Regions from separate parts of the Homo sapiens genome. Here region 2 is linked to region 1. The links are chromatin loops, found by intact Hi-C in ENCODE. Cell type or tissue: B cell. All regions are shown on one strand. Links, peaks and the distances in the headings refer to the core of each region. The heading gives the core; the rest is flanking DNA. Region 1 has its middle 37 kb from the start of ASMT. Region 2 has its middle 21 kb from the start of CSF2RA.

Region 1 (8,732 bases), core at 450-8,449:
TGAGGTCACATATTCACAGGTTCTAGAGACTGGGATGTGGACAGCTTTGGGGGATATTATTCCTCTACCATATGGGGAGTGGGATGTATAAATCTTTGGGGCCATTATTCTGTCTATCACATGGGGATTTGGGTGTTGATAACATTTTTAGGGTCATTATTCTGTCCACCACGTGGGGATTAGGATGTGGACATCTTTGGGGGCCATTACTCCTTCTACCACATGGGATTGCAATGTAGACATCTTTGGGGGCCATTTTCTGTCTCCCACATGGGATTAGGATGTGGACATCTTTGGGGCCATTATTCTGTCTACCACATGGGGATTAGGATGTGGACATCTGGCTGGGCGCAGTGGCTCACGCCTGTAATCCCAGCACTTTGGGAGGCTGAGGCAGGTGGATCACAAGGTCAGGAGATGGAGACCATCCTGGCTAACATGGTGAAACCCCATCTCTACTAAAAATACAAAAAATTGGCCAGGCATGGAGGCGGGCGCCTGTAGCCCCAGCTACTAGGGAGGCTGAGGCAGGAGAATGTCGTGAACCCGGGAGGCAGAGGTTGCAGTGAGCCGAGATCGCGCCACTGCACTCCAGCCTGGTCGACAGAGCGAGAGTCCATCTCAAAATAAATAAATAAGTAAAATAAAAGCGTGTGTATACGTTCATATATACAGACGGTTTCCAGCTTACAGTGGTTGGATTTACAACTTTTCAGCGTTACGATCAGTGTATCAAGATACTAAATGCATTTTTAAGTTAAGGTATGTGGACCCATGATAGACTTGTGGGGAGGTAACCCCACTGTAAGTCAAGGGGCATCCCTCTGTGAGTATATAGATTCTCCACCCCCTAAAAAAATTATAAGCACTGTGACCACCCCTAAAGTGGCTCAGGCTCATGCATGTAGCCCGCCTGGGCTTGAATGCTCTTTGCAAACATACGTTAGATCTGGACAGCCCAGTTCTTCAGGGAAACCCTCTTGGGGCCATGGCAACATGTGGACCATTCCGGAAGAGCGAGAACCGGTGCCTGCCAGCAGGTGGCAGCATGGGGCAGCTGATGTAACCCGGCTTCCTTCGCTCCAAGATTGCACCTGTCAGAGGCAGTCAGGGCTGGGGTGACCATGAATGGGGAAAAAGCAACCCCCCGCCCCAACTTTAGTGCTTTGCCGCTTTTTTTTTTTTTGAGATGGAGTCTCGCACTGTCGCCTGGGCTGGAGTGCAAAGGCAAGATCTCGGCTCACTGCAACCTCCACCTCCTGGGTTCAAGCGATTCTCCTGCCTTGGCCTCCCAAGTAGCTGGGGTTATAGGCACCTGCCACCACGCCCGGCTAATTTTTTTTTTTGTATTTTTAGTAGAGACGGGGTTTCACCATGTTGGCCAGGCTGGTCTCGAACTCCTGACCTCGTGACCCGCCCGCCTCGGCCTCCCAAAGTGTTGGGATTACAGGCGTGAGCCACCGTGCCCAGTCTGCTTTGCTGTTTTAAATGTTGGTTTTCACTAAAAACAATCCCACATCCAAAAGGATTTTTTCATTATTTTCCCCCATCAAGGGCAGATACACTAAAACTTCAGAGGCTGGCCTGGCGCAGTGGCTCATGCCTGTAATCCCAGCACTTTGGGAGGCCGAAGGGGGTGTATCAGTTGAGGTCAGGAGTTCGAGACCATCCTGGCCAACATGGTGAAACCCTATCTCTACTAAAAAGCACAAAATTAGCTGGGCGTGGTGGTGGGCGCCTGTAATTCCAGCTACTCGGGAGACTGAGGCAGGAGAATCGTTTGAACCCGGGAGGTGGAGGTTGCAGTGAGCCGAGATCGCGCCACTGCCCTCCAGCCTGGGCAACAAGAGCAAAACTCGGTCTCAAAAAAAAAAAAAAAAAAAAAATCGGAGGCTTACATTTTCTCTTGTTGAAAAATGAGGAGAGGGATATTTTCCCACTTTCCGCCCCGCCCCCCTCCCCAGCAAACTGGTAGCTGCAAGTTCTTTGTCGGCCTTTTTCAAATGTGTGTAAATCTTTTAAAGAAAGCGGCACCATAGCTCAAGAATGTTTCCTGCAGTGTCTGGGAGGAATCTCTTTGAAATGTGATCCCCAAGGGGGAGGAAAAAAAGCCTCATCCCCCGGGGTCCACAGAGGAGAAGAGCTTAATTTAATCTGTCACCTCACTCCAAATTGCAAAGCCTACACCTCCAGTCAAAATGAGTCCTTGTTTAGTTTCAGAAAACGAAAGGAAAGGGCTGTCTCCACTTTGCTGCGTAAAAGGATGAGATTTCTTTCTTTTTTTCCTTTTCTTTTTTTTTTTGAGACGGAGTTCTGCTCTTGTTACCCAGGCTGGAGTGCAGTGGTGCGATCTTGGCTCACGGATACCTCTCCCTCCCGGGTTCAAGCGATTCTCCTGCCTCAGCCTCCCGAGTAGCTGGGATTGCAGGCACGCACCACCATGCCCGGCTAATTTTTTGTATTTTTAGTGGACACAAAGTTTCTCCATGTTGGTCAGGCTGGTTTCGAACTCCCGACCTCAGGTGATCCACCTGCCTCGGCCTCCCAAAGTGCTGGGATGACAGGCGTGAGCCACCACACCCGGCCCATAAAAGGGTGAGATTTCTTTCTGTGTTTCTGATCCCTTTCACGGATGGCCTGGGGTGTATATCACATTTGAATTGAATGCTTGTTCTGTAGAAAAATGGTTTTCTTTTTCTTCTACCCTTGAGGAGAGGGGTTAAGGAAGGAGTTCCTGGATCGGGAGGAGATTTTTTTGCTTTTTTTTTTTTTTTTTTTTTTTTTTTTTGAGACAGAGTCCCTGTGACTCAGTCTGGAGTGCCCTGGAAGATCTCGGCTCACTGCAACCTCCGCCTCCACGGTTCAAGCGATTCTCCTGCCTCAGCCTCTCGAGTAGCTGGAATTACAGTTGTGCACCATCATCTCTGGCTAATTTTTGTATTTTTTTTTTTTGAGATAGAATTTCTCTCTTGTTGCCCAGACTGGAGTGCAATGGCGTGATCTCAGCTCACCACAACCTCCGCCTCTCAGGTTCAAGCGATTCTCCTGCCTCAGCTTCCCTAATAGCTGGGATTACAGGCATGTGCCACCACGCCCAGCTAATTTTTGTATTTTTAGTAGAGACGGGTTTCACCATGTTGGCCAGGCTGGTCTCGAACTCCGGACCTCAGGTGATCCACCTGCCTTGGCCTCCCAAAGTGCTGCAATTACAGGCGTGAACCACCGTACCCGGCCAATTTTTGTATTTTTTTGGTAGAGACAGGGTTTCTCCATGTTGGTCAGGCTGGTCTCGAACTCCTGACCTGAAGTGATCTGCCCACCTTGGCCTCCCAATGTGCTGGGATGAGAGGTGTGAGCCACTGCACCTGGCCTTTGGTTGTTTTTTTTTTTTTTTTTTTGAGACAGAGTCCCTGTCACTCAGTCTGGGGTGTCGTGGCTGATCTCGGCTCACTGCAACCTCTGCCTCCAGGATTCAAGCGATTCTCCTGCCTCAGCCTCCTGAGTAGCTGAGATTACAGGCCTGGCTAATTTTGTATTTTTTAGTAGAGATGGGGTTTGATCATGTTGCTCAGGCTGGTCTCGAACACCTGACCTCAAGTGGTCCGCCCGCCTCGTCCTCCCAAAGTGCTGGGGTGACAGGCATGAGCCACCACTCCTGGTAGAGATTTTGCTTTTTAATTCTATTTCCTTAACACCTTGAACATGTATGGCTTGGGCTGTTCCTCATCTCAGCCTTATGTTTTGATTCGATTGCCTTCCAATGAGCACCTTATTATTTAAAAGTGGACTTCAAGATGGGACTGTACCGTTTCCTTTTCTATCACACTTCACTGTTGGACCGTGAACTCTATTATTATTGTTATTTTTGAGATAGAGTTTCGCTCTTGTTGCCCAGGCTGGAGTGCAATGGTGTGATCTCAGCTCACTGCAACCTCTGCCTTCCGGTTTCAAGCGATTCTCCTGCCTCAGCCTGCCAAAGAGCTGGGATTACAGGCACACACCACCATGCCCGGCTAATTTTTGTATTTTTAATAGAGACAGGGTTTCACCATGTTGCCCAGGCTGGTCTGGAACTCCTGACTTCGTGATCTGCCCGCCTCGGCCTCCCAAGGTGCTGGGACTACAGGCATGTGCCACCACACCCGGCTAATTTTTGTATTTTTAATAGAGACAGGGTTTCACCATGTTGCCCAGGCTGGTCTCAAACTCCTGACCTCATGATCCGCCTGCCTCGGCCTCCCAAAGTGCTGGGACTACAGGCATGTGCCACCACACCTGGCTAATTTTTGTATTTTTAATAGAGACAGGGTTTCACCATGTTGCCCAGGCTGGTCTCGAACTCCTGACCTCATGATCCGCCTGCCTCGGCCTCCCAAAGTGCTGGGACTACAGGCATGTGCCAGCACACCCAGCTAATTTTATATTTTTAGTAGAGACAGGGATTCTCCATGTTAGCCAGGATGGTCTCGAACTCCTGACCTCGTGATCCACCCGCCTCAGCCTCCCAAAGTGCTGCGATGACAGGTGTGAGCCACCACACCCGGTCACCATGAACTCTAATGTCAGAAATTACCGAGGCGCTGTTTCTGCATTTTTTTCTAGTATGGATCCTGGTAAGCCACATCCAGAAGAGATTTCTCTGGAAGAACTTTGCCTTGAATGGAAGCAATTGTCCTGATGGCCACTAGGGGGAGGAAGCATCGTTTTCTCTCTTCGAATTGTAAGGCGAGAAGGATCTGAGGCCAGGTGTCCATAATTGAGGAAGTTGACTTTGCCAGGGTGGAGGACACCACGACATAACCTCAGGAGGTCTTGATGACGTGGGCCCAAGGTGGTTGGGGTGTAGCTTGCTTTTATACATTTTAGGAAGACTTGAAGCATCAGTCAATACATGTAAGATGTACGTTGGTTCTATCTCGAACGGCAGGGTGACTCAAAGCGGGGTTACACTTAAACATATTCAGGGCCGGGCGCGGTGGCTCACACCTGTCGTCCTAGCACTTTGGGAGGCCGAGGTGGGTGGGTCACCTGAGGTCAGGAGTTCGAGACCATCCTGGCCAACATGGTGACACCCTGTCTGTACTAAAAATACAAAATCAGGCCGGGCGCAGTGGCTCACACCTGTCATCCCAGTACTTTGGGAGGCCGAAGCGGGCAGATCACGAGGTCAGGAGATCGAGGCCATCTTGGCCAACACGGTGAAACCCCGTCTGTACTAAAAATACAAAAAAAAAATTAGCCTGATGTGGTGGCGGGTGCCTGTAGTCCCAGCTACTCAGGAGGCTGAGGCAGGAGTTTGCAGTGAGCCGAGATTGCGCCACTGCACTCCAGCCTGGGAGACAGAGCGAGACTCTGTCAAAAAAAAAAAAATTAGCTGGGTGTGGTGGTGTGAACCTGTAATCTCAGCTACTTGGGAGGCTGAGGCAGGAGAATCGCTTGAACACTTGAGGCCAGGAGTTTGAGATCAGCTTGGCCAACATGGCGAAACCCGGTTTCTACTAAAAATACAAAAAAATCAGCACAGCGTGGTGGCACATGCTTGTAATCTCAGCTGCTAGGGAGGCTGAGGCATGAGAATTGCTTGAACCTGGGAGGTGGAGGTTGCAGTGAACCGAGATCACGCCACTGCACTCCAGCCTGGGCGACACATGGATACTCTGTCTCAAAACAAACAAACAAACAAACAAAAACATACTTATTGGCAATTGGTTGAAAGAGTTATTATCCGTAGTAAGGAATGTCTGGCTTATGATGGTGTTGTAGAGACCGAGGTTTTATTATGCAGATGAAGCTTCCCAGGTAGCAGGCTTCTGAGAGAAGAGACTGCAAATGTTTTTTTTTTCTTTTCTTTTTCTTTTCTTTTTTTTTTTTTTTTTTTAACGGAGTTTCACTCTTGTCATCCAGGCTGGAGTGCAGTGGCGCAATCTTGGTTCATTGCAACCTCCGACTCCCAGGTTCAAGTGATTCTCCTATCTCAGCCTCCCGAGTAGCTGGGATTACAGGCATGCACCACCATGACCAGCTAATTCTTGTATTTTTAGTAGAGACGGGGTTTCACCATGTTGGCCAGGATGGTCTCAATCTCTTGACCTCATGATCTGCCCGCCTCGGCCTCCCAAAGTGCTGGGATGACAGGCGTGAGCCACCGCACCCGACCAGAGACTCCAGATGTTTCTTACCAGACTTAAGGTCTGTGTTGATGTTCATGCTGAAAATATCAGAGGTGTTTGAACCAGAACGACTCCACCTTGAATAGAGGCTGGGTAAAATGAGGCTGAGACTTACTGGGCTGCATTCCGAGATGGTTAAGGCATTCTAAGTCACAGGATGAGATAGGAGGTTGGTACAAGGTACAGGTCATAAAGACCTTGCTGATAAAACAGGTTGCAGTAAAGAAGCCAGCCAAAACACGCCAAAACCAAGATGGCCACAACAGTGACCTCTGGTCGTCCTCACTGCTATACTCCCACCAACACCATGACAGTTTTCAAATGCCATGGCAACGTCAGGAAGTTACCTTATATGGTCTAAAAAGGGGAGGCATGAATAATCCGCCCCTTGTTTAGCATATCTTCAAGAAATAACCATAAAGGCCAGGTGCGGTGACTCACGCCTGTCATCCCAGCACTTTGGGAGGCCGAGGCGGGCGCATCACGAGGTCAGGAGTTTGACACCAGCCTGACCAACATGGCAAAACCCCATCTGTACTAAAAATACAAAAATCAGCCCAGCGTGGTGGTGCATGCCTGTAGTCCCAGCTACTCGGGAGGCTGAGGCAGAAGAATCGCTTGAACCTGGGAGGCAGAGGTTGCGATGAGCCGAGATCATGCCACTGCACTCCAGCCTGGGTGACAGAGCAAGACTCCGTCTCAAAATCAAAAAAAAAAAAAAAAAAAAAAAGAAAGAAAGAAAGAAAAGAAAGAACGAACCATAAAAATGGGTAACCAGCAACCTTGGGGACTGCTCTGTCTACGGAGTAGCCATTCTTTTATTCCTTTACTTTCCCAATAAACTCGCTTTCCCTTTGGTCTATGGACTTGCCCTCAATTCTTTCTTGCATGAGATCCTAGAACCCTCTCTTGGGATCTGGATGAGGACCCCTTTCTGGTAACAGAGGGGTGTGGCGAGGCCTGGCCAACCTCCACTTCCCAACATGGCATGAACTTTAAATTGAAATTGAAATAATTTCATGTTAAATTTTAGAGTGTCCTGGCCAAGGAGGGAGTCCATTCAGATTTTTATTTTTGCTTTATTTATTTATTTTTTATTTTTTTGAGAAGGAGTCTCGCTCTGTTGCCCAGGCTGGAGTGCAGTGGCCCCAACTCGGCTCACTGCAACCTCCGCCTGCCGGGTTCAAGCGATTCCCCTGCCTCAGCCTCCCAAGCAGCTGGGACTACAGGCGCCCGCCACCATGCCTGGCTAATTTTTTAATTTTTAGTAGAGATGGGGCTTCACCATGTTGGTCAGGCTGGTCTTGAACTCCTGACCTCGTGATCCGTCTGCCTCAGCCTCCTAAAGTGCTGGGATCACAGGCATGAGCCACCACGCCCGGCCTATTTTTGGTTTATGAGAGGAGCTGCTGATACCTGGAGACTTGATACCCACAAGCTCCCCTTAGCCACAGTTCCAAAACAGGACATGGCTCAAGACCGCGTCTGGGGAGGAGGGGGAGACAGGATAATTCAGGCCTGCTGGGTGCTGCCTGCTGGGGGTACCCAGGGTCTGTAGATGTGTAAAGCCAGAGAGCTGGGACCAGAGTCTGCTGTTTCATTTTGCCCAAGACTTTCTGTGGGCCTCCTGGAATAAGGCAGACCAGCTGATGGTTGTTTTTTTTTTTTTTGACAGAGTCTTTCTCTGTCACCCAGGCTGGAGTGCAATGGCGCGATCTCGCCTCACTGCAACCTCCGTCTCCCAGGTTCAAGTGATTCCCCTGCCTCAGCCTCCCGAGTAGCTGGGACTACAGGTGCGCACCACCATGCCTGGCTAAATTTTGTATTTTTAGTAGAGATGGGGTTTCAGCATGTTGGTTAGGCTGGTCTTGTACTCCTGACCTCAAGTGATCCACCAGCCTCGGCCTCCCAAAGTCCTGGGATGACAGGCGTGAGCCACCACGCCAGGCCCGGGTAATATCTCTTATAGCTAGAGTGATTTTAGAGTGACCTTCGCATATCGTGACCCGTGAGTGAGTTTCCTGGGCGTGATGGTTAATACTGAATGGCAGCTTGATTGGATTGAAAGATCCAATCAAAGCGTTGTTCCTGGGTGTGTCTGTGAGGGTGTTGCCAAAGGAGAATAACACTAGAGTCAGTGGACTCGGAGAGGCAGAACCCCCCTCAATCTGGGTGGGCACCGTCTCATCAGCTGCCAGTCTGGCCAGAATAAAAGCAGGCAGAGGAGCGTGAAAAGGCTAGACTGGCTTAGCCTCCCAGCCTCCATCTTCCTCCTTTGCTGGATGCTTCCTGCCCTGGACCACTGGACTCCAAGTTCTTAATCCTTGGGACTCAGACTGGCTTCCTGCCTCCTCAGCTTGTAGATGACCTATGGTGGGACCTCACCTTGTGACTCTGTGAGTTAATTCTCCTTAATAAACTCCCCTTCATATATATATAATTCATGTGGACTCTTTCTAGACCATATAGATTGTATTAGTCAGGGTTCCTTAGAGGAATAGAACAAATAGAAGATACACACACACGCACACACACATATATATGTACGTATATGTGTGTATA
Region 2 (8,732 bases), core at 313-8,312, 400 kb before region 1:
CTTCCCACTCAGTGCTTGCTTTCGGGGTGTGAGAATATGCCCTGAGGCCTAGGGCCGAACCCCACAGGAGGAAAGAGCAGGGGGGCTGGCTGGCAAAGGTACTGGGAGGCTCCCCAACCCAGGAAGGTCCCCCCACCCTCCCCGCCCAGGAAGGACCCAGCATGTGGGAGTTACACCCCGGTTTGCGGGTCTCCCAGCCCAGGATGTTTTGTCAAAACTTAGCAAACCAGAGAGCGTCCTGGCCTTCTTGAAGGCATCTGATTTCTCTTTTCTTGTGAAGATTTTTCAAGCCAAGTGCTGGAGGTGGGAAGGGGGTTTCCAAGGCACCAACATACAAGATAACTCCAGGAGATAAGGACGCTGAGAGTTTTCAGGCAGAGCCGGTTCTGCAAACACCAGGAAATAGAAACAACAAGCAACTCACAAGCAGCTCACGCCTGTCATCCCAGCACTTTGGGAGGCTGAGGCGGGTGGATCACCAAAGGTCAGGAGTTTGAGACCAGCCTGGCCAACATGGTGAAACCCCGTCTCTACTAAAAATACAAAAATCAGCCAGATGTGGTGGTGGGCACCTGTAATCTCAGCTACTTGGGAGGCTGAGGCAGGAGAATCGCTTGAACCCGGGAGGCGGAGGTTGCAGTGAGCTGAGATCACGCCGCTGCACTCCAGCCTGGGCAACAAGAGTGAAAACTCCATTAAAAAAAAAAAAAAAAAAGCAAGCTACCTAGATTTTCACAGCTGGTTCAAATACCGCCGGGGGTATCCAGTCAGGAAGGGGTACTGTCTGAGGGGGCCAGGGGATACCTGTGCAAGTTGTCAGTTCAGAATGAATTTCTGAAACCCTCACGTGGTAACAAGCTCCCAGCCTCTTTCTAATGGGCTTTGGCTAAAGGTCCAGCACGTAAAACACAAAGGCTCTCCTGGGCTTGGCTCAACAGGGAGGTAGTTCCCAGAAAGAGACCTTCCTAGCTGGGCGCGGTAGCTCACGCCTGTAATCCCAGCACTTTGGGAGGCTGAGGCAGGCGGATCACGTGGTCAGGAGTTCGAGACCAGCCTGGCCAACTTGGTGAAACCCCGTCTCTACCGAAAACACAAAAAATTAGCCAGGCGTGGTGGCGGGTGCCTGTAATCCCAGCTACCCAGGAGGCTGATGCAGGAGAATGGCGTGAACCCGGGAGGCGGAGGTTGCAGTGAGCCGAGATTGTGCCATTGCAGTACAGCCTGAGTGAGAGAGCAAGGCTCCAAAGAAAAGAAGGAGGAAGAGAAAGAAAGACAGAAAGAGAGAAAGAAAGAAAGAGAAAGAGAGAAAGAAATGAAGGAAAGAAGGAGAAAGAAACAGAGAAAAAAGAATGAAAGAAAGAAAAGAAAGGAAGGAAGCAGGGAGGGAGGGAAAGAGAGGAAGGAAGGAATGTGAAGGGAAGGAAGAAGGAAGGAAAGAAAGAGAAAGAAAGAAAAGGGAGGAAGGAAGGAAAGGGAAGGGAAGGAAGGAGAAGGAAGGAAAGAAAGAAAGAGAAAGAGAAAGGAAAGAAGAAGAAAGGAAGGAAGGAGAAAGAAAAAGAAAGAGAAAGGAAGGAAGGAGGGAGGGAAAGAGAGGGAGGGGAGGGGAGGGGAGGGGAGGGGAGGGGAGGGGAGGGAAGGGGAGGGAAGGGAAGGGAAGGGAAGGGAAGGGAAGGGAGAGCCCCAGACATCCCAGGTATCCTCATCCTAAATTCCTTCCACAGCTCACTGCGTCCCAGGTGTGGGATTAACACAAGCCTCTGGTCACCTTTGAGGCTGGCGAGACAGCTTGACTCCAGCCCCGGGGGACACTGGGTCTCCAAGTGCTGCGGGATACAGAGAGGCTTTTCCAGCCCCTCCTGCGGCCCTTTCATCGCCGACAGCTGCTGGGGGGGGCTGAGCCAGCCAAAGCTGAATTTGCAGAGGATGCTTCTGACCCCTAGTGTCCAAAACTTCCAAATTAAAGGCGTGTCCCTGAGCAAGGGCTGGGTGGGCTCAGGGGGCCTGGGGGCCTGCAGTTTAATGAACTCTGCAGAGACGCTTTAAACCCATCTATGGCCGGGCAACGTGGCTCATGCCTGTAATTCCTTTTTTCTTTTTTTTGAGACCGAATCTCGCTGTGTCACCCAGGCTGGAGTGCAATGGCATGATCTCCGCTCACTGCAACCTCCGCCTCCCGGGTTCGAGCGATTCTCCTGCCTCAGCCTCCCGAGTAGCTGGGATTACAGGCAGCTGCCACTACACACGGCTAACTTTTGTCTTTTAAGTAGAGACGGGGTTTCACCATGTTGGCCAGGCTGGTCTCGAACTCCTGGCCTCAGGTGATCCACCCGCCTCGGCCTCCCAAAGTGCTGGGATGACAGGCGTGAGCCACCGCGCCCGGCCTATAAACGGGTTATTTTTTATTATTTTTTATTTTTTGAGACAGAGTCTGGCTCTGTCCCCCAGGCTGGAGTGCAATGGCACCATCTCGGCTCACTGCAAGCTCCACCTCCCGGGTTCAAGTGATTCTCCTGCCTCAGCCTCCCGAGTAGCTGGGACTACAGGCGCCCACCACCATGCCCTGCTAATTTTTTTTTTTTTTTTTTTTTTTTTTGTATTTTTAGTAGAGACAGGGTTTCACCATGTTGGCCAGGCTGGTCTCGAACTCCTGGCCTCAGGTGATCCACCTGCCTTGGCCTCCCAAAGTGCTAGGATGACAGGCGTGAGCCACTGCGCCCAGCCTATAAACGGGTTATTAATGAGCTCTCCAGCCAGGCAAACTTGAAAGCTCCAGGGCAGCCTTTCCGTGGCCGACGACGAGCAGAAGAAGCAGAAGATGGGAGATGCAGCAGGATAATTTGTTAAGGGGTGAAATGTACGTTGAGTTCCCAACTTCCAGTCTCTGTGAATATTGGGACCTTATTTGGAAATGTAATTAAAATGTAAATTGAGATGACATCATTTTTGATTAAGGTGAGTCATAAATCCCATGAGTGTAGGTCTAAGAGACAGAAGGGGCCGGGCGCGGTGGCTCACGCTTGTAATCCCAGCACTTTGGGAGCCCGAGGCAGGCGGATCACCTGAGGCCAGGAGATCGAGACCAGCCTGGCCAACATGGTGAAACCCTGTCTCTACTAAAAATACAAAAATTAGCTGGGCGTGGTGGCAGGCGCCTGTAATTCCAGCTATTCCAGAGGCTGAGGCAGGAGAATCGCTTGAACCCGGCAGGCGGAGGTTGCAGTGAGTCAAGATCGAGCCACTGCACTCCAGCCTGGCGACAGAGTGAGACTCCATCTCAAAAAAAAAAAAAAAAAAAAAAGAGACAGAAGAGGAGACACAGACAGGGGAGGAGGCCACGTGGAGACGGAGGCAGAGACTGCAGTGAGGTGGCCACAGTCCCAGGGACGCCTGGAGCCCCCAGGAGCTCGAAGAGGCAGGAAGGATCCTCCCCTAGAGCTTCTAAAAGGAACCAAACCAAACTGCAGTGGGTTGAATGGGGATCCCCCAAAGACATGTCCAGGTCCTAAACCTTAGAATCCGTGAATAGGACCTCATTTGGAAATAGGGTCTTTGCAGATGTGTTTAAGGGAAGGATCTCAAAATGAAATCGCCTTGCATTGGAGTTGGACTCTAAATCCAATGAGGGGTGACCCCATAAGAGACAAAGAGGAGACACAGACACAGAGGAGGCCACGTGGAGATGGTGACAGAGACTGCAGTGAGGCGGCCACAAACCCAGGGACGCCTGGAGCCCCCAGGAGCTGGGAGAGGCAGGAAGGACCCTCCCCTAGAGCCTCCAGAGGGAGCACAGTCCTGAGACACCTGGATCTCAAGACTCCTGGTCTGCAGGCCTCAGAGAGGATACATTCCAGTTGTTTTAAGGCCCTCGGTTTGTTCTGTCCACCCCAAGAAACTACACACCCTACAAATGAGGACTCCAAGCCTCATTCTCCCGGCACCGCACGCCTGCAAACATAGGCATGGCCAGCAGGTGGCAGTCGAGTCCCCAAAAAGAAATTGCGTGGCTTAAGGTTCCGGGATTTGAATAAATACGGTAATAAAAATCCGGCGGGCGGATCACGAGGTCAGGAGTTCGAGACCAGCCTGGTCAACATGGTGAAACCCTGTCTCTACTAAAAATACAAAAAATTAGCCGGGGGTGGTGGCAGGCGCCTGTAGTCACTGCTACCGGGAGGCTGAGGCAGGAGAATGGCATGACCAGGGAGGCGGAGCTTACAGTGCTCTAAAAAAAAAAAAAAATCAGGCGGGCGGATCACAAGCTCAGGAGTTCGAGACCAGCCTGACCAACATGGTGAAACCCCGTCTGTACTAAAAATACAAAAAATTAGCCGGGGGTGGTGGCGGGTGCCTGTAATCCCAGCTACTCGGGAGGCTGAGACAGGAGAATCGATTGAACTCAGGAAGCAGAGGATGCAGCGAGCCAAGATCGCGCCACTGCACTCCAGCCTGAGCAACAAAGCGAGACTCCATCAAAAAAAAAAAAAAAAAAACCCACAGTGTAAGGGGTCCCAATGCAGACCTCAACAGAGGGTTCTTGGATGTCGTGCAAGAAATTATTCGAGCCAGGCGCGGTGGCTCACGCCTGTAATCCCAGCACTTTGGGAGGCTGAGGTGGGTGGATCACCAGAGATCAGGAGTTCGAGACCAGCCTGGCCAACATGGAGAAACCCCGTCTCTACTAAAAATACAAAAAATTAGCTGGGCGTGGTGGTGCACACCTGTAATCCCAGCTACTCGGGAGGCTGAGGCAGGAGAATCGCTTGAACCTGGGAGACGGAGGTTGCCGTGAGCCGAGATCGCGCCATTGTACTCCAGCCTGGGCAACAGGAGCAAAACTCTATCTCAAAAAAGAAAAGAAAAGAATCTCAAGAAAGAAAGAAGGGAGGGAGGGACGGAGGAAGGAAGGAAGGAAGGAGAGAGAGAGAGAGAGAGAGAGAGGGAGGGAGGGAGAGAGAGAGAGAAAGAAAGAAGGAAAAGAAAGAAAGAGAAAGAAAGAAAAAGAAAGAGAGAGAAGAGAAGAGACAGCCTGTACTACCCACCCGTTGAGTTGAGGGGTGAAGAGAAGAGAAGAGAGGAGAGGGGAGGGGAGAGGAGGGGAGAGGAGGGGAGGGGAGGGGAGGATAGGGGAGGGGAGGATAGGGGAGGGGAAGATAGGGGAGGGGAGGATAGGGGAGGGGAGGGGAGGATAGGGGAGGGGAGGATAGGGGAGGGGAGGATAGGGGAGGGGAGGGGAGGGGAGGGGAGGGGAGAAGAGAAGAGAGGAGAAGAGAGGACAAGAGCCTGTACTACCCACCCGTTGACTTGAGGGGGAAAGGGAGGGGAGGGGAATGGAGGGGAGAGGAGGAGAGGGGAGGGGAGGGGAATGGAGGGGGGAGAAGAAAAGAAAAGAGAAGAGGACAGCCTGTATTACCCACTCGTAGAGTTGAGGGGGGAGGGGAGGGGAGGGGAGGGGAGACTAGACGAGAGGAGGGGAGAGGAGAGGAGACGAGAGGAGAGGAGAGGAGACAGCCTGTACTACCCACCCCTTGAGTTGAGGGGTGCCGGAAAACCCCGGACTTTTCTTGTGGAGGTGGAGGGGAGGGATTCCAGGGTTAGTCACAGCTGTCACTTTTCTGCTTCTTGTTTCTGGCAGGGTTCACTGTCCTGGGTGCTTGATTCGTTACTAGCGATCCGGAGAAGAAAGGGTTAAAGGAATCCCTCCCCCACCCCTGGAATCCCTCCCCCACCCCTGGAATTCCAAAGGCGCAGCCAGGCTCGGATTTCCACGCGGGCGGTACTGAATTAACGGCTGGGCCCCGGCGCCTTTCTTTTAACTAATTACATCTGCAAGGGCCTTAATTCCAAACGAGGCGTCATTCCCGGAGACCAGAGGCGTTTGGAACTCAACGTATATACTTTGGGGCCGCGATCGAGGCGCGTCTCCCGTCTTCTGCCTCTGCGTGTCCTCAGCTGCAGAAAGGCCGCCCCTGAGCCTTCGGGTTTTCCTGGGGGGAGAGCTCATGAGGAACCCGTGTATGCCTAGCGTTCCATTATTGGAACGCTAAGCTTGTCTGAAGGCTGAAGGTCATCGCCAAGATCTGGTTTTTTACACCAAAAAAACTTGCAACCTCCGGCATAAATGGGCTTAAAGTGTCCGTGAGAGCTCATTAAACGACAGGCCCCGGGTCCCTGACCCCCCCCCCCACCAAGCCCTTGCTCTGGGACGCGCCTTGGACACGTCTGCAGATTCAGCCCTGGCCGGTTCAGCCCCCAGCGGCTGTCAGCAATGAAAGGGGTCCCAGAAAGGACTGGAAAAAGCAGATCACAACGGGAATCCCGAGGCAAGAATGCAGGAGCCAGGCTATCTGGCAAGCCTCAAATATAGCCAGCAGGTTGTGTTGATCCCGCATCACGGACGCTGTGAGCTGTGGAAGGAGCTTGGGATGAGGATTGCTGGGGATGCCTGCAGCTGTTTCTGCTGGAGCTGCCTCTGGGGCAGGAAGTGTCACGTTGCACCCCAGGAAGGTCTCTGTCCAGCGCAGACCACGTGGCCCTTCCTGGTGCTACTCAAGCCCTGGAGAGAGCCTCTAGGCTATTTGAGGTTCCTGGACTCCAGCTTTAGCCAGAGCCAGCTAGGAGGAGGCTGGGAGCTTGTTAAAGCCTGAAGGTAAGCCGGGTCAGGAAGTTGAGATTTGGAAACAGGCCTGATAGTCTGTGCTTCCTCTTCGGGGAAAAAGAGATGTTACAACGCGCTGGGCTCCACCCTCCCCCGAGAGCTTGCAGATTTCCGGCTTCTGAGGAGCTGCCCTACCACAGCTCCTTCTGTTGCTAGATAAGGGGTTGGGGTCACACCCTCCTCCCTTCTGTGGCTGGAGGGATGGTCTGTGGACAGAAGAATGTGTGGCCACAGGGAAAGTGAGCCAGTATCAGCAGAAAAACAAACTGAGGCTGGCACGGTGGCTCACTCCTGTCATCCCAGCACTTTAAGGCTGAGGTGGGCTGATCACGAGGTCATGAGTTCGAGACCAGCCTGGCCAACACAGTGAAACCCCTTCTCTACTAAAAATACAAAAATTAGCCGGGCATGGCGGTGGGTGCCTGTAATCCCAGCTACTGAGGAGGCTGAGGCAGGAGAATCGCTTGAACCCGGGAGGCGGAAGTTGCAGTGAGCCGAGATCGCACCACTGCCCTCCAGCTTGGATGACAGAGCGAGACTCCATCTCAAGAAAAAAAAGAAAAGGGAAAAGCAAACTGATATTGTCCCCAACATGCAGGATGGGGCATTCTCAACCTCGGCACTGCTGACATTGGGAGCGGGAGGATTCTCTGTGGTGGGGCTGTCCTGGGCACTGGTGGGTGTTGAGCAGCCGTCCTGGGATCCACACACCGGGGGCCAGGAGCAAACTTCCCAGGACTGACACCAAGGGTGTCCACAGATTGTCATTCTCTTGTGATTGTCTCTAGACATTGCCAAGTTTCCCCTGGGGGTAGAATTCTCCCTGGCCTGTGAACCACTGTTATAGATAGATGATACATAGATAGATGATAGCTAGATAGATAGCTAGATAGATAGATAGATAGATAGATAGATAGATAGATAGATAGATAGATGGAGTAGATAGAAAGATAGATAGACAGATAGACAGATAATAGATGGAAGAGAAGATGGACCGATATAATGAGTGATCATTACAGATATGATAGATGATAGGTGATAGGTAGACAGATGATAGATAGATCAATAGATAGATAAAACTTAGATGATAGATATAACAAATGATTATGATAGGTGATAGATACATAGATATCTATATAGATATATAGAGGGAGTAAATAGAAAGACACATAAATAATAGATGGAATAGAAGATCGATTGATATAATAAGTGATCATTATCAATATGATAGATGGTAGGTGATAGACAGATGGTAGACATATAGATAGATAAAACTTAGATGATAGATACAATAAATGATTATGATAGGTGATACATATCTATATAGATAGATATCTATATAGATATAGAGAGAGTAGATACAAAGAGAGACATAGATAATAGATGGAATAGAAGATTAATTGATATAAGTGATCATTATAGATACGATAGATAGTAGGTGATAGATGATAAACATATAGATAGATAAAACTTAGATGATAGATATAATAAATGATTATGATAGGTGATATCTAGGTAGATATCTATATAGACAGATATCTAGATAGATATCTAGAGAGAGTAGATACAAAGATAGAGGGACATAGATAATAAATGGAATAGAAGATCGATTGATATAATGAGTGATCATTATAGATATGATAGGTGATAGGTAGATAGATGATAGATAGACATATAGATAGATAAAACTGAGATGATAGATATAATAAATGATTATGATATCTATCCATATAGATATATCCATATAGATATGTCCACATAGATATACCCATATGGATATATCCACATAGATATACCCATATGGGTATATCCACATAGATATACCCATATGGGTATATCCACATAGATATACCCATATGGGTATATCCACATAGATATACCCATATGGGTATATCCACATAGATATACCCATATGGGTATATCCACATAGATATACCCATATGGGTATATCCACATAGATATATCCATATAGATATATCCACAGATATATCCACATAGATATATCCATATAGATATACATAGATATCTATCCATATAGATATATAGAGAGAGTAGATACAAAGAGAGCATAGACAAA

Evidence for each region. Hi-C counts contacts between places; a loop is a spot of excess contacts. Peaks named below come from ENCODE experiments on the same cell type or tissue, not always from the same donor. Only the 100,000 strongest peaks of a DNase experiment are listed, where the experiment ranks them.
Region 2: a loop joins it to region 1, with 13 times the contacts of the local background. A loop is called at or near these places in 3 of 110 quality-filtered maps.

The regions. Positions count from the first base shown.
Region 1 is chrX:1,647,734-1,656,465 of GRCh38, forward strand. No RefSeq gene overlaps it. Among named protein-coding and RNA genes, the nearest start is that of ASMT, 37 kb to the left of the region's middle. RefSeq lists an enhancer at 1,817-2,336. In B cell, for the core only: CTCF peaks have their summits at 1,008 (motif pointing right), 1,212, 4,677 (motif pointing right) and 4,882; DNase peaks (open chromatin) are centred at 1,038 and 4,778.
Region 2 is chrX:1,242,970-1,251,701 of GRCh38, forward strand. No RefSeq gene overlaps it. Among named protein-coding and RNA genes, the nearest start is that of CSF2RA, 21 kb to the right of the region's middle. RefSeq lists enhancers at 5,544-6,060, 5,562-6,071. In B cell, for the core only: CTCF peaks have their summits at 3,981 (motif pointing right) and 4,185; DNase peaks (open chromatin) are centred at 1,922, 3,972, 5,552, 6,732 and 1 weaker place; H3K4me3 peaks cover 838 bases; H3K27ac peaks cover 979 bases.